2 separate regions of the Mus musculus genome follow, and region 2 is linked to region 1. The links are chromatin loops, found by intact Hi-C in ENCODE. Cell type or tissue: left cerebral cortex. All regions are shown on one strand. Links, peaks and the distances in the headings refer to the core of each region. The heading gives the core; the rest is flanking DNA.

What was found. A loop is a pair of places that touch in the nucleus more often than their neighbours do. Peaks named below come from ENCODE experiments on the same cell type or tissue, not always from the same donor. Only the 100,000 strongest peaks of a DNase experiment are listed, where the experiment ranks them.
Region 2: it touches region 1 in a loop (2.9-fold over the local background); 1 of 42 quality-filtered maps calls a loop at or near these places.

Annotation. Positions count from the first base shown.
Region 1 is chr17:56,251,970-56,259,440 of GRCm38, forward strand. It overlaps Fem1a (fem 1 homolog a), which reads left to right and starts at 4,824. Exons shown (of 1, transcript NM_010192.4): 1 at 4,824-7,471. The coding sequence starts at 4,940. The coding sequence ends at 6,904. In left cerebral cortex, for the core only: CTCF peaks have their summits at 4,000 (motif pointing left) and 4,200; DNase peaks (open chromatin) are centred at 3,656, 4,052, 4,353, 4,726 and 2 more places; H3K4me3 peaks cover 2,361 bases; H3K27ac peaks cover 2,738 bases.
Region 2 is chr17:56,077,595-56,083,070 of GRCm38, forward strand. It overlaps Hdgfl2 (HDGF like 2), which reads left to right and starts at 2,037. Exons shown (of 16, transcript NM_008233.4): 1 at 2,037-2,232; 2 at 4,506-4,582; 3 at 4,683-4,821. The coding sequence starts at 2,161. It also overlaps a transcript of Ubxn6 not described here. In left cerebral cortex, for the core only: a CTCF peak has its summit at 3,524; DNase peaks (open chromatin) are centred at 1,760, 2,485, 3,487, 3,790 and 1 more place; H3K4me3 peaks cover 2,686 bases; H3K27ac peaks cover 1,119 bases.

The DNA of each region.
Region 1 (7,471 bases), core at 2,036-6,035:
CTCTGCCTCCTGAGTGCTGGGATTAAAGGCGTGCGCCACCATGCCCGGCGTAATTTCAATTCTTGACAGTTCCTCCAAGTTGTGGAGATGACAGACATTGGCTATGGCCTAGTGTTCCATACATGTTGGCCTCAAACCCTGTGACTCTTTTGCTGCTGGCTGCTCTGTACAGTTTTTGTCCCTTCCCCGTTGCTAGTGCCTATAACAAGGTCTCTCCCCAGAGCATGCTCCTGCTCATCACAGGAATTCAACCTTCTCTGTCTGACTCAGTACTGGCTACAATGTAAATAATATGTCTTTGACTGTTTTGCTGCATCCTCTATGGAATAAAGGCAGAGAATGTATCTGCAGTCCTGGTGCTACAATCTTTAACCCCAGCATTCTGGAGGCAGAAGCAGGTGGCTCTCTGTGAGTTAACAGCCATCCAGGGCTACATAGTGACATCCTGTCTAAAACAAAAAGAAGAAGAAGAAAAACAAAAGTGAAGGGGGGAGGTATATCAGTCCAGATTCAACGTAGTTTTTGGGGGTTGGGGATCAAGACAGGGTTTCTCGTGTATCCCTGGATGTCCTAGAATTTACTCTGTAAGCCATGCTGGCCCCGAAGCCCTCTCACAAACCCAGACACAATTTTAAAATTTGAGACAGTCTTGCTGTATCCCAGGCTAAGCTGCTCATCATGTTCCAGCCTCATCCCTCCCATGCACCCCATTGATGGGATGACAGGTGTGCAGAACCATGGCAAGATGGACACAGTCTAAAAAAAAAAAAAACATTTAGGAGCTGGAGAGATGGCTCAGTGATTAAGAGCACTAGTTGTTCTTCCAGAGGTCCTGAGTTCAATTCCCAGCAACCACATGGTGGCTCACAACCATCTGTAATGAGATCTGATGCCTACTTCTGGTATGTCTGAAGACAGCTACATTGTACTCATAAAAATAAACACATCTTTAGAAAAAAGAAAAGATCCGGGCAGTGGTGGTGCACGCCTTTAATCCCAGCACTTGGGAGGCAGAGGCAGGCGGATTTCTGAGTTCAGGCCAGCCTGGTCTACAGAGTGAGTTTCAGGACAGCCAGGGCAATACAGAAGAACCCTGTCTCAAAAAAAACAAGAACAAAAAACAAAAAAACAAAAAAAAACAAAAAACAAAAAAAAAAAAGAAAGAAAAAGAAAAAAGAAAGAAAAGAAAAAGAAAACATCTAAATGCAAAAGTGTTTAAATCCAGCTGTATTTGAAGGAGCCAAGAGGCCACTGACTGGGACCTGTGGGGCTCTCAGCACTGGGATCTTTCCCTAGAGAAGAAGGGGCCCAGGATCTGTGTGCACAGAGAACACAAGGGAATGATGGATGAATTAGAGGCTAGCTTGAGCTGTATAGTGAGATCCAAGACTGATTCCTAGGACCCACAGACACACATGGTAGAAAGAGAAAGTGGATTTTTCCCAAGCTGCCCTCTGACTCCAGCATGCACACACACGCACATGCATATGCATATGCATATGCAAACTTGGAAGCAATATAAGAAAGAACCTTTAGAGGACCAGGCAAGGTGCTCATTAAGAAATCATGGCTGGGGGTGGGGGTATGGGGGACTTTTGGGATAGCTTTGGAAATGTAAATGAGGAAAATACCTAATAAAAAATATATTTAAAAGAAAAAAGAAATCATGGCTAACTGTGACTCTGAGTGGCTGTGGGAATGCACCTGCCATGGATGGCAGAGACTGGATGCTGAGCCCAGACTTGTCTCTGTGCTCTAAATTTGATTGAGAGAGCTTACTTTAATAACTAAGGTGGAAGAGGGATGGGCAGAGCCCTAACAACCTCTGGCCTTGCATGCAAGTACATGTGTGTGCTCACAGACGAAGATGTGTTTTAAAATGGCATATTCCAGGGTAGAAGAGATGGATGAGCACTTAGAGCCTGTTCTGCTCTTGAGGATGATAAACTTTAGCTTCAGCACCCACATGGCGGCTTAACCCTCTGTAATTCCACTTCCAGGGAACTTGATGCCCACCCCCCTTTGGCCTATAAAGGTACCTGCACTGACACCCATATAAATAAAAATAAAATCTTTTTTTACGATTACATAATGTGTCCAGGTGGCTCAGTGGAGAGCACATGCCAAGCATCGGCAGAGGCCCTGGGGTCCATCTTCAACACCAGGAGAACCGCTCAGTGTTGAAGCCGTTGGTCTGTGATTGACCGGGAAGATATGAATTGCATATTGGTGTACCGTTCCATGGGCCTCCCCACTTTCCTCCTGGAGCCTGGTCCTGGCTGCCGCCGCCCAGCTTCTAAGCTCCTTTCCTCCCCAAACCCCATCAGCAACTGTTTAGAGAATGAGCAGGTCCTCCCAGCCTGGGCTTGGCAACTCTGGGATCTGTGCTACCACCTTTTCTACTTTCTGGGTGCTTAAGAACATACGTATTAAAATATTAAGGGTCTGGAGAGATGGCTCAGCGGTTAAGAGCACCGACTGCTCTTCCAAAGGTCCTGAGTTCAAATCCCAGCCACCACATGGTGGCTCACAACCATTCGTAACAAGATCTGACGCCCTCTTCTGGAGTGTCTGAAGGCAGCTACAGTGTATTACATATAATAAATAAATAAATCTTTAAAAATATTAAATATATACACATGTATATGTGTACATAAACCAATATAAATAAACAATAATAAATATATAGTTGTTTTTTTTTTGAGACAGTTTCTCTGTGTAGCCCTGGCTTTCCTGAAACTCACTCTCTAGACCAGGCTGGCCTCGAACTCAGAGATCCAACTGCCTCTGCCTCCTGGGTTTTGGGATTAAAGGCATGCACCTGTGCCACCACAGCCTGGAGATATGCACCTAGTGGGAGAGCCCTGGTGAAGCTCTAATTGTCTGAGTCTCTTGCATGGCTAGTGCGTGCCAGAGGCTCAGCTGTGGCTCTACATGAGAGTTGCTGGTCAGGGGTTCCGAGGTGGCTTATGGCTATTCACACGCAGTGGGGTGCCAGGGGCAAGCAGCCTGTGCAAGACAAGCAAATGTCAGAAGCTGAAGAGGAGCTATGCAGAGCAGAGACAGGCTGAGGTATGGATAGACACAAGGTGCAGACAGGAGCTGGAGTGGCCACCAGCACAGCCCCCCCCCCCCCCAGTCTCCTTGGAGCTGACTCACTGCAGGCCTGAGGGAGTACAGAAAGACAAATCATATTGAAAACAAAGAAAAACAACTAGTGAGGTGGTTAGGCAAGCAAAGGTGCTTGCTGCCAAATCTGATGACCTGAGTTTGAGCCCCAGGACGCACACACGGTGGAAGAGGATGACTCCCAAGGGTTGTCCTCAGATCTCTGTGCCTGTGCTGCGGTGTGTGTGTGCACACACAATAATACAAATTTAAACTACATTTATTTTTCTTATTCTCTGTGTGTGTCCATGTGCTACAGAACATGTATGGATGTCAGAGGACAGCCCTTGGGAATCAGTTTTCATCTTCCATCACGAGGGTCCCGGGAATTGACATCAACCGGAGCTACATGAAATCCTACCTCAAACTGATCTTTAAAAAGACCTTGAGGAACTGGAGCAGTGGTTCAGCTGTGACTCTCAACCATAGGGATGCGCACACCACCAGTAACTCCAGCGGCAAAGATCCCGACGCCCTCTGCTGGCCTTGGCGGATGGAGGGAAAGCATGTGGCCTTTAAATTTTTTATTTATTTAATTTTATTTTATGTGCATTAGTGTAAGATCCCTTGAACTGGAATTACAGACCAGTTGGGAGCTACCATGTGGGTGCTGGGAATTGAACCAGAGTCCTTTGGATAAGTAGTCAGTGCTCTTGACCACTGAGCCATCTCTCTAGCCCCGCATGTGGCTCCTTAAAAAAAGAAGAAAGAAAGAAAAAGAAAAGCTAACGTGAAAATCGAGACTGCCTAACATTTCTGCAAATAGCTAAAGGCGAGTTGGGGTGCGCTGCCAGCTCAAGATCTTACACTCGGCGCGCGCCCCCTGCTGGTCAGCAAGCCTTTCGTAGAAGCCCTTCGCCTTCCACCTCGCTCCGGATTGGCTGGGAGTTGCCTTTGTTGCCCGCTGGGAAATGTAGTCCGCAAAGGAGGCGGAGGCCCATTCATTTCCTGCCTGCGCGACCTCGAAAACCGGAAGTACAGCACCACGCTACCCTGGGTCGTCCGCAAGGGCCGCCGAGCCTTGCCCGATACGAAGGGAGGCTTTTTATTTACATTTCGTCTCGCGGGTGCCCCACGGCGCTGTGGGAAGCGAATTCCTTTTTCCCCCACTTCATGTTTTCCTGTGGATTCTGACATGAATGACAGAATGCACATTATCACCTGGCCAAGCTGCTCAGAGCCCCTCAAAACATGGTGTATTTCCATGATGGGAACTGTAGTCTTTCAATGGTACCTCGCCCAGTATTCTTCGAGCTAAAGCTCGGACTTCTTGCCCTGTCTAGAGTCTGTGTCAGTGACAGTAACCGGAAGTATGTCATCAAATACTCAGGGTCACATACAACTTTATAGACTTGCATGGTAGGAATTGAAAACTGAGACCCTTTTGAGAGACGTCCTTTTGGGAACTGAGTGAGAACATGCTGCCGGCAATCTCCGCCTTAGAGTCAATACCAGGAAGTATGTCACCACATTTCCCAAGGATCGCACTAACCATTGGCCTTGCTTGGCGGAAATTGCCGTCCTGTCACCGGTTCCCCCCTATCCCTTTCGGGAAATGTAGTTTTTTCGCTTTTCTGATTCCAGTATCATTCGGCGGGCGATCGCTCATAGGACTCCATTTCCCAGCATGCCTGTGCACACTCTGTCCTCGCCCCTTCGCGGCGGCCATTTTATTCCTCCCGGAGACCCGCTAAGATGACAGCCCGGGAGAAGGTGAAGGTTGTCTCTGGCGACCGGCGGCCCGGCTAGATCCAGCAGCGAGGCTTCCAGCATGGATCTGCACACAGCGGTGTACAATGCGGCGCACGACGGCAAGCTGCCGCTGCTGCAGAAGCTGCTGGCCGGCCGTGGGCGTGAGGAGCTGGAGGAGCTGCTGGGTGAGGTGGCCGGCGGTGGCACGCCACTGCTAATCGCAGCGCGCCGTGGACACCTAGACGTGGTGGAGTATCTGGTGGACCACTGCGGCGCCAGCGTGGAGGCGAGCGGCTCCGTGCACTTCGATGGCGAGACCATCGAGGGCGCGCCGCCGCTCTGGGCAGCGTCGGCCGCGGGTCACCTGGCCGTGGTGCGTAGCCTTCTGCGCCGAGGCGCCTCGGTCAACCGCACCACGCGCACCAACTCCACGCCGCTGCGCGCCGCCTGCTTCGACGGCCACCTGGACGTGGTACGCTACCTGGTGGGCGAGCACAAGGCGGACCTGGAGGTGGCCAATCGCCACGGCCACACGTGCCTTATGATCTCCTGCTACAAGGGCCACCGCGAGATCGCGCGCTACCTGCTGGAGCGCGGCGCACAGGTGAACCGGCGCAGCGCCAAGGGCAACACCGCCCTGCACGACTGTGCAGAATCTGGCAGCCTGGAGATCCTACAGCTGCTGCTGGGCTGCCACGCGCGCATGGAGCGCGACGGCTATGGCATGACCCCGCTGCTGGCCGCCAGCGTCACCGGGCACACCAACATCGTGGAGTACCTCATCCAGGAACAGCCGGGCCACGAGCAGCTCTCAGGGACAGAGCTTCCCGGGGAAGGCTCCTCCCAGGTGGCAGGAAACCACTGCTCCACCCCAGAAGAAGCAGAACCGTATGAGAGCTGCTGCCCTACCAGCCGGGAAGCAGCTGTGGAAGCTTTGGAGCTGCTGGGTGCCACCTACGTGGATAAGAAAAGGGATCTGCTTGGAGCCCTGAAGCACTGGAGAAGGGCGATGGAACTCCGTCACCAGGGTGGAGGCTACCTCCCTAAGCCGGAGCCCCAGCAACTGGTTCTGGCCTATGACTATTCCAGGGAGGTGACTACACCCCAAGAGTTGGAAGCCCTCATTACAGATCCTGATGAAATGCGGATGCAGGCGCTGCTGATACGGGAGAGAATCTTGGGCCCCTCACATCCTGACACTTCATACTACATACGGTACCGGGGTGCTGTCTATGCGGACTCCGGGAATTTCGAGCGCTGTATCCGTCTGTGGAAGTATGCCTTGGACATGCAACAAAACAACTTGGAGCCCCTGAGCCCCATGACCGCCAGCAGCTTCCTGTCGTTTGCAGAGCTCTTCTCCTACGTGCTGCAGGACCGCTCGGCCAAGGGCAACCTGGGCATGCAGCTTGGCTTTGCCGACCTCATGGGTGTGCTCAGCAAAGGGGTTCGGGAAGTGGAGCGGGCTCTGCAGTTGCCCAAGGAACCGGGTGACTCCGCACAGTTCACCAAAGCCATTGCCATCATCCTCCACCTTCTGTACCTATTGGAGAAGGTGGAGTGCACCCCCAGCCAGGAACACCTCAAGCACCAGACAGTCTACCGCCTGCTCAAGTGTGCCCCTCGCGGTAAAAACGGCTTCACCCCACTACACATGGCGGTGGACAAGGAGACCACCAACGTGGGCCGGTATCGTGTGGGCGTCTTCCCATCGCTGCAGGTGGTCAAGGTGCTGTTGGACTGCGGAGCAGACCCTGACAGCAGGGATTTCGACAACAACACCCCACTGCACATCGCTGCCCAGAATAATTGCCCGGCCATCATGGATGCTCTCATCGAAGCTGGGGCCCACATGGACGCCACCAATGCCTTCAAAAAGACTGCCTACGAGCTGCTGGACTCGAAGCTGTTGGCTAAGAGCACCGTGCAGCCTTTCAATTATGTGACACTGCAGTGCCTAGCTGCCCGTGCCCTGGACAGGAACAAGGTCCCTTATAAGGGCTTCATCCCAGAGGAGCTGGAGGCCTTCATCCAGTTGCATTGAGCCTAGCCCAGCTGTTGGTGCCCACTTGGGCCTTACTCCTCCAAGCAGAAGCATCCAGGCCCTATGGCCTGCTGGAGTGAACCCAGCTGCTGATTCTAGAAGCCTTCAGGGTCACATGGTAGGAAGACGGTCTTTTTTTCTGTGGAAGTGCAAAAACAAAAACCCGGATGCCTGAGCCTCCCCAGTGGCATGCTTCTGTCTGGGTCTGGAGGCCTCTGCACTGTCCTAGAGTCCTGCAGTGAGCAAAGCTGTCTCCTTCCTGTGGTGGGCACTGACCACCTAGATGTTTGCATTTGGTTTTTCCTTTTCTAAGCAGATGGGCAGCAGCCTGGAGCCCATGTTGTGAGGGTTTTTCTGTCTGTTTTCACTGGTTTCTGTTTGTTGGACTTAGTAATGACTGAGTTGAGAGTTGCCAGTATTTTGCAGTGGCCACAGCTGAGAACAGCATGAACTGTGTGTGCAGATCTGTGACCAAGATCCTGGGAAGCCTCCTCAGTTCTGTGCTGATTAGAGAGAGGACTATCTCCCAAGAAAGCCCAGAGCCAGTTGCAAGAGCCACAGCCAGGC
Region 2 (5,476 bases), core at 1,477-5,476, 170 kb before region 1:
CTGCTCTCCCGAAGGTCCTGAATTCAAATCCCAGCAACCACATGGTGGCTCACAACCACCCGTAATGAGATCTGATGCCCTCTTCTGGCATGTTTGAACACAGCTACAGTGTACTTATGTATAATAATAAATCTTTAAAAAAAAACTTTAAAAAGATAGGGAAGTCACTAACCCTTCCTGGCCCCATTGGACATGGTTCATTATGGACCCTATTTTACAGCTAGGGAAATTGAGACACTTGGTATCCAATGTATTTTTTACTCAGCATGGAATAGTTTGTGACATTAAGTACAGTAGGTAATCAACACTGTCAATAAGAGAAATAAGCATCATGGGAATGGGGCTTAGAGAAAAGCTCATCTTCTCTAGCATGCAAAACACCCAGATTCCATCCCCACCACCACATAAGCCTTTGGGAAATAAAGTCAGGAGATCAAAAGTTCAAATTTAGCCTTGGGTACATAGCTATTCAGAAAGTAGTCTGGGCTAAGACCCAGTCATAAAAATAAACAACTACTAAGATCAGTATACATTTAAGTAAAGTAAATATGGCTAGTGAAATGGCTCATCGAGTGAATTACTTTCCCCGTAAGCCTCAGGTGAAAAAAAAATGAGTGGTGGGCTCCACAAAGCTGTCCTCTGATTTCTACACACGCTGTAGCATGTGCGTGCATGCCCACACATAGCACGCAGATTTGTTTTGTTTTGTTTTGTTTTTGTTTTTCGAGGCAGGGTTTCTCTGTATAGCCTTGGCTGTCCTGGAACTCACTCTGTAGACCGGGCTGGCTTCGAACTCAGAAATCTGCCTGCCTCTGCCTCCCAAGTGCTGGGATTAAAGGCGTGAGCCACCACTGCCCGGCAGCACACAGATTTTTAAGGCAGGGCACGGTGGCACACATGTTTGATCCAGAGCTGGGGAGACAGAGGCAAGAGTACATCTGTGAGTTCGAAGCCAGTCTGGTCTATATAAGGAGTTGTCCCCACCCCCCACTCACCAGTGAGGACAGCAGAGTGAGACCCTGTCTCCAAATAAAATTAAGAATAATTAAAATGGCTGGGCAGTGATGGCGCACGCCTTTAATCCCAGCACTTGGGAGGCAGAGGCAGGCGGATTTCTGAGGTCCAGGCCAGCCTGGTCCACAGAGTGAGTTCCAGGACAGCCAGGGCTACACAGAGAAACCCTGTCTCAAAAAAACAACAACAAAAAGAATAATTAAAATGCAAAATGTCAAAGTATAAAGGTGCTGTAAGTATAAAGTGAAAATATGTAATGTATTATAGACAACAAAAAAAGAAAAAAATTTTAAATAATGAAAGTAAACAAGTGAGCTCTGTCCCGCCCCCTTCTCAGCCCTGACCTTTCTTGATCACCGCCCCTTCCTCTGCCAACTCCTGGCGGGAGTTTGCTGAGTTCTGTGGAACTTGTCTTCATGTCCAGCCATTGGTCGAGCTATAGCCAATGGGCTTCATAGTTGCACTGATGCCCTTTTGGAAGGCTGTCGTTAATCCGTCTTCTACGCTGATTGGTTGTTTATATTTCGTCTGGCCGAGTCCAAAGGCCTGTTCAGTACTGTTATGTATGTTCCGGCCTCGCTAGGCCCCGCCCCATCACTGCTTGTCATTAGTTTCAGTCTTCCTTTCACCCACAGGCCACTGCCTCATGCAGCTCTTAAGCCACGCCCCTGTCAAGCCCCTGTCCGTTTTGCGTCTAATTCGTCTAATGCCCTTCACCCCGCCCCACATCCTGACTGCGAGCCACGCCCCTGAGCGATCCCCAACCTAAGCCCCGCCCATCATTCCTCTCTAGGCTCCACCCAGTAGCCGCTTAAACCTTTCGTCTTTTACCTCCGACACCCTCCGCCCCACCCACTGGCTCCTAGTCCACGCCCTTGGCTTCTGCTCCGTTATCCAATCCCGTTAACTAGCTCTGATCCAACCCCTCCCTTTATTGGCCCGCGCGCGTCTCTGTGGTCATGAGCGACGGCGACGGCGGCCCCTAGCCAAGGGAGGGCGGGACTTCCGGTCGTGCTGAACCCAATAAGTAGACGCCGGCCGGCGGCCCGTGCGGACGCCTCCGCCCCTCAGGCGTCCGACTCCCGCCTCTGACTTCGCCTCTCACCGCCGTTGCTGCTTCCCGCGGCCTGGGCCTCCGCCGACAGCATGCCGCACGCCTTCAAGCCCGGGGACTTGGTGTTTGCCAAGATGAAGGGCTACCCGCACTGGCCGGCCCGGGTGAGGCCGCGCGTGGAGTGGACGGGCCCGGCGGAGTTGGCGGCCCCGAGCAGAGGGGCCGCGGGCGGGCGGGCGGGCGGGCGCGCGCGGGGAGGCTGGAATGGAGGCTGAGGAGAGGTTGGGGCTGCTGGCTCAGGTGACTGCACTGTGGTTTTCTGGAGTTGAGGAATCTCCTTCCTCCGGGACCACAGTGCCTGGGGTCTGGTGCGTCTTCGGGGAGGTCCCTGGTCTGAGGGACTTGTGTTCCGCTGTTCCGGATCCTGGCTCTGACCCGTGGTCCTTTGGAATTGAGGTGTGGCAATGTTTTGGTCTGAGTAACCTGCATGGTGAGGTCCTGAGTCTCAGAGACCCACAGTCCTGCAGAGAACGGCCGTGGTGCTAGCCTTGACCTCCTCCGGAACCTGTGTCACTTGGTTTGGTGTCCAGGGCCTGAGAGACCAATGTACCAGAGGTCAGAAATGCGTTTAGGGGATCCCAGGGTCGTGGAGCCTGAGGGATGTAGTGGGGCTCAAAGGGTACATGGGCACGTTGGGATTGGAGTGGAAGGGTCAAATGATGGGAAGAGTCTCTTCCAGAGAGGCTGCGCGTGATGGATGGGGGAGCGGGATACAGCGGAAGGAAAGGGACCTTATCTCTATGACCTAAATGAGGGCAAGGGTTGGAAGAAAGCTTTTCTGGGGACCTGGAGTCCGGCCCTTAAAGGGATTCAGTGGGCTGTATGTAGCTTACCTGAGAACAGGCAGCTTCAAGCTGGAGGTAGGAGGCTTTGAGGTTTCCTGTTTGAGAAAGCTGGAGTCAAGCAGTGTAGATTTTTAGAGCCTGGGTGCGCAGGTGGTAGAATTCTGGCCCTGGCAAAAATTGGCACATACACGGAGACCCAAAGGCTTCTGCTGCCCCCAGGACTTGGGACAGAGATCACTCCAGGGCTGAAGTTAGCTGCATCCATGTGTCAGGACTGAAGGAATTTTTGTTGTGCAGATGGTGGCTAGCGTTGCAAGTCCTGGTGCACATGTTCAGTTGCATAGAAACAGAGTTTTGTTGCCTCTAGGTCTTAGTACAGAGGCTAGATTGGCTGTGTCTGCATGGGGGTGGGAATGGAAGACCATACGGCAGGGAGTTACCATGGGGATGCCAAAGAGCAAGCTCAACAGGAACCAGCCCAGGAGGTAACTCCTAGAGGTCAGGACCAGAGGGCCCCATAAGTTCCTGAGGTGTGGGACCGTTGGGAGAAGCAGCCTGGCAGGGCTCGGCAGGGCAGGTTTGAGGATGCTTCTGCATCTGGTATCCTGCATCCAGCCACCAGGGACCAGAGTTTGAGGAGCAGGCTAGGGAGGATCCAGCCATCCCCCGGCGTTGATGAGGTGGGTGGCTAAACACTGGGAAATCCCACTGTGAGTGGGGTGACTGGGGAGCAAAACTTTACATTGGCCACTGCCCTCACTAGTCTACCTCTGCTCTCTATGAAGCTCTTGTCCCTTCCCCCTTCCCAGCCTTCTCCAGCACTGAGAGAACAGTTCCAAGCACCTGATTGGAGGGGAAGGGGCTACTAGCATCCTGTGGGAAGGTGACTGACAGCTGCTGGAACCCATGGGCTTTCACAAAGAGGGTGGGACTTCCGGGTTGCTCTGGGCCTGGCTCCTTCAGCACTCCACCTCATTCCCCCAAATCTCCATCCCTGTTGCTGCCAGATTTACCTCTGGGACAAGAACAGACTGGGCCTTTTTTCCAGGAGGGGCAGTCATTGGCTAGTCCCGGGAGTGGGGAGAAGCTGAACCTAGGCCCACCCCAGGGGCTTCAGGGGACTATACTGGACCTGGCTCGGCCTAAGTACCTGTATGGGGGCCCAGCTTTCTTCTTGGTGGAAAGATAATCACTGTGGGTAGCAGACAGGTTAGTAGGATGCACATAAGTGTGCAGGTTTCATAGCCAGGCATGGTTGTACTTACCTTCAATCCCAATCCCCATTGCTGAGGAGACAGAGACAAGTACCAGGCCACCTTTGTCTACATAGTTTGAGGACAGCCAGGCTACATAGTGAGACTGTCTAAAAGGAAAAACATTAATTCCAAATTAAGGGGCTAAGGAGATAATGTATAGCTTAGTGGACCTGAGTTCAGATCTCTAGACTTGTGTTTGGAAGGTGCTGTGTCTTCCCATGGTGTGCCTCCCCCCACCCCAAACCCCCCTAAGTAACTGGATGGTAACTGGGTCTGGATAAAGCTGCCTCTTGGCCTACACCTGAAGCCCTCTGACCAGCCTGCCTCACACTACAGATTGATGACATTGCTGATGGTGCCGTGAAGCCCCCACCCAACAAATACCCCATCTTCTTCTTTGGAACGCATGAAACGTAAGTGTCCCCTCCAGGTTTTCAGTGTTCACCCACAGACTGGCTTTTTTCCCAGGGTGACCTGGCTCACCTGGAACTGGCCTATGGTTCTTACCTCCAGGGCCTTCCTGGGACCCAAGGACCTGTTCCCCTATGATAAGTGCAAGGACAAGTACGGAAAGCCCAACAAGAGGAAAGGCTTCAATGAGGGGCTCTGGGAGATCCAGAACAACCCCCATGCCAGCTACAGTGCGCCTCCGGTGAGTGCCTGGGAACAAGTGGGCAGTGGAGCATCTATAGGCTCCCAGGAGCAGGGGCTTCCTCAGAAACTTCCAGGATGGTTTCTCAGTACTGTAGATCGGATCTTTCTTTGGGGTGTATTGCTGGGCTTTACAGAATGCTTAGCAGAGTCGTAGGTCTGCTTACTCCACTCCAGGGACACCCCAGGTCATTTTACCACATGTGTGTATAGATATCACCCAGTGCCCACTAGGTGGGGACCACCATCTAAAGATGAGCCTGGATTCTGAACAGGGTGTTGCAAGTCTGGAAGATGCCTCTCAAAAGTGAAAGGCTTGCTATACTAGCACCCTCCTCTGTCTGGGACTCTCAGCTGAGGATTGGGTATAGTAAGCAGTTGTTTGTGAATGTGAGAACTCCTGGTCAGAGAGAAGAAATAATGCCAAGAGCCTGTCTGGAAATTTCTGGGGAGAGAAGAAATTTAGAAAAGTTGAAGAGAGGGGCTGGTGAGACTCAGCAGATGCTTGCCCTCCATTCCTGATGACGTGAACACCTTCCCCAGTACTCACATGGTGGGAAGGGAGCTGTCTCCTGTATGTTACTCTCTGGCCTCCCTCCACACACGCCCACACTAAACAAATATAATTTCTAAAGTTTAAAATTAGAAAGTGAAAT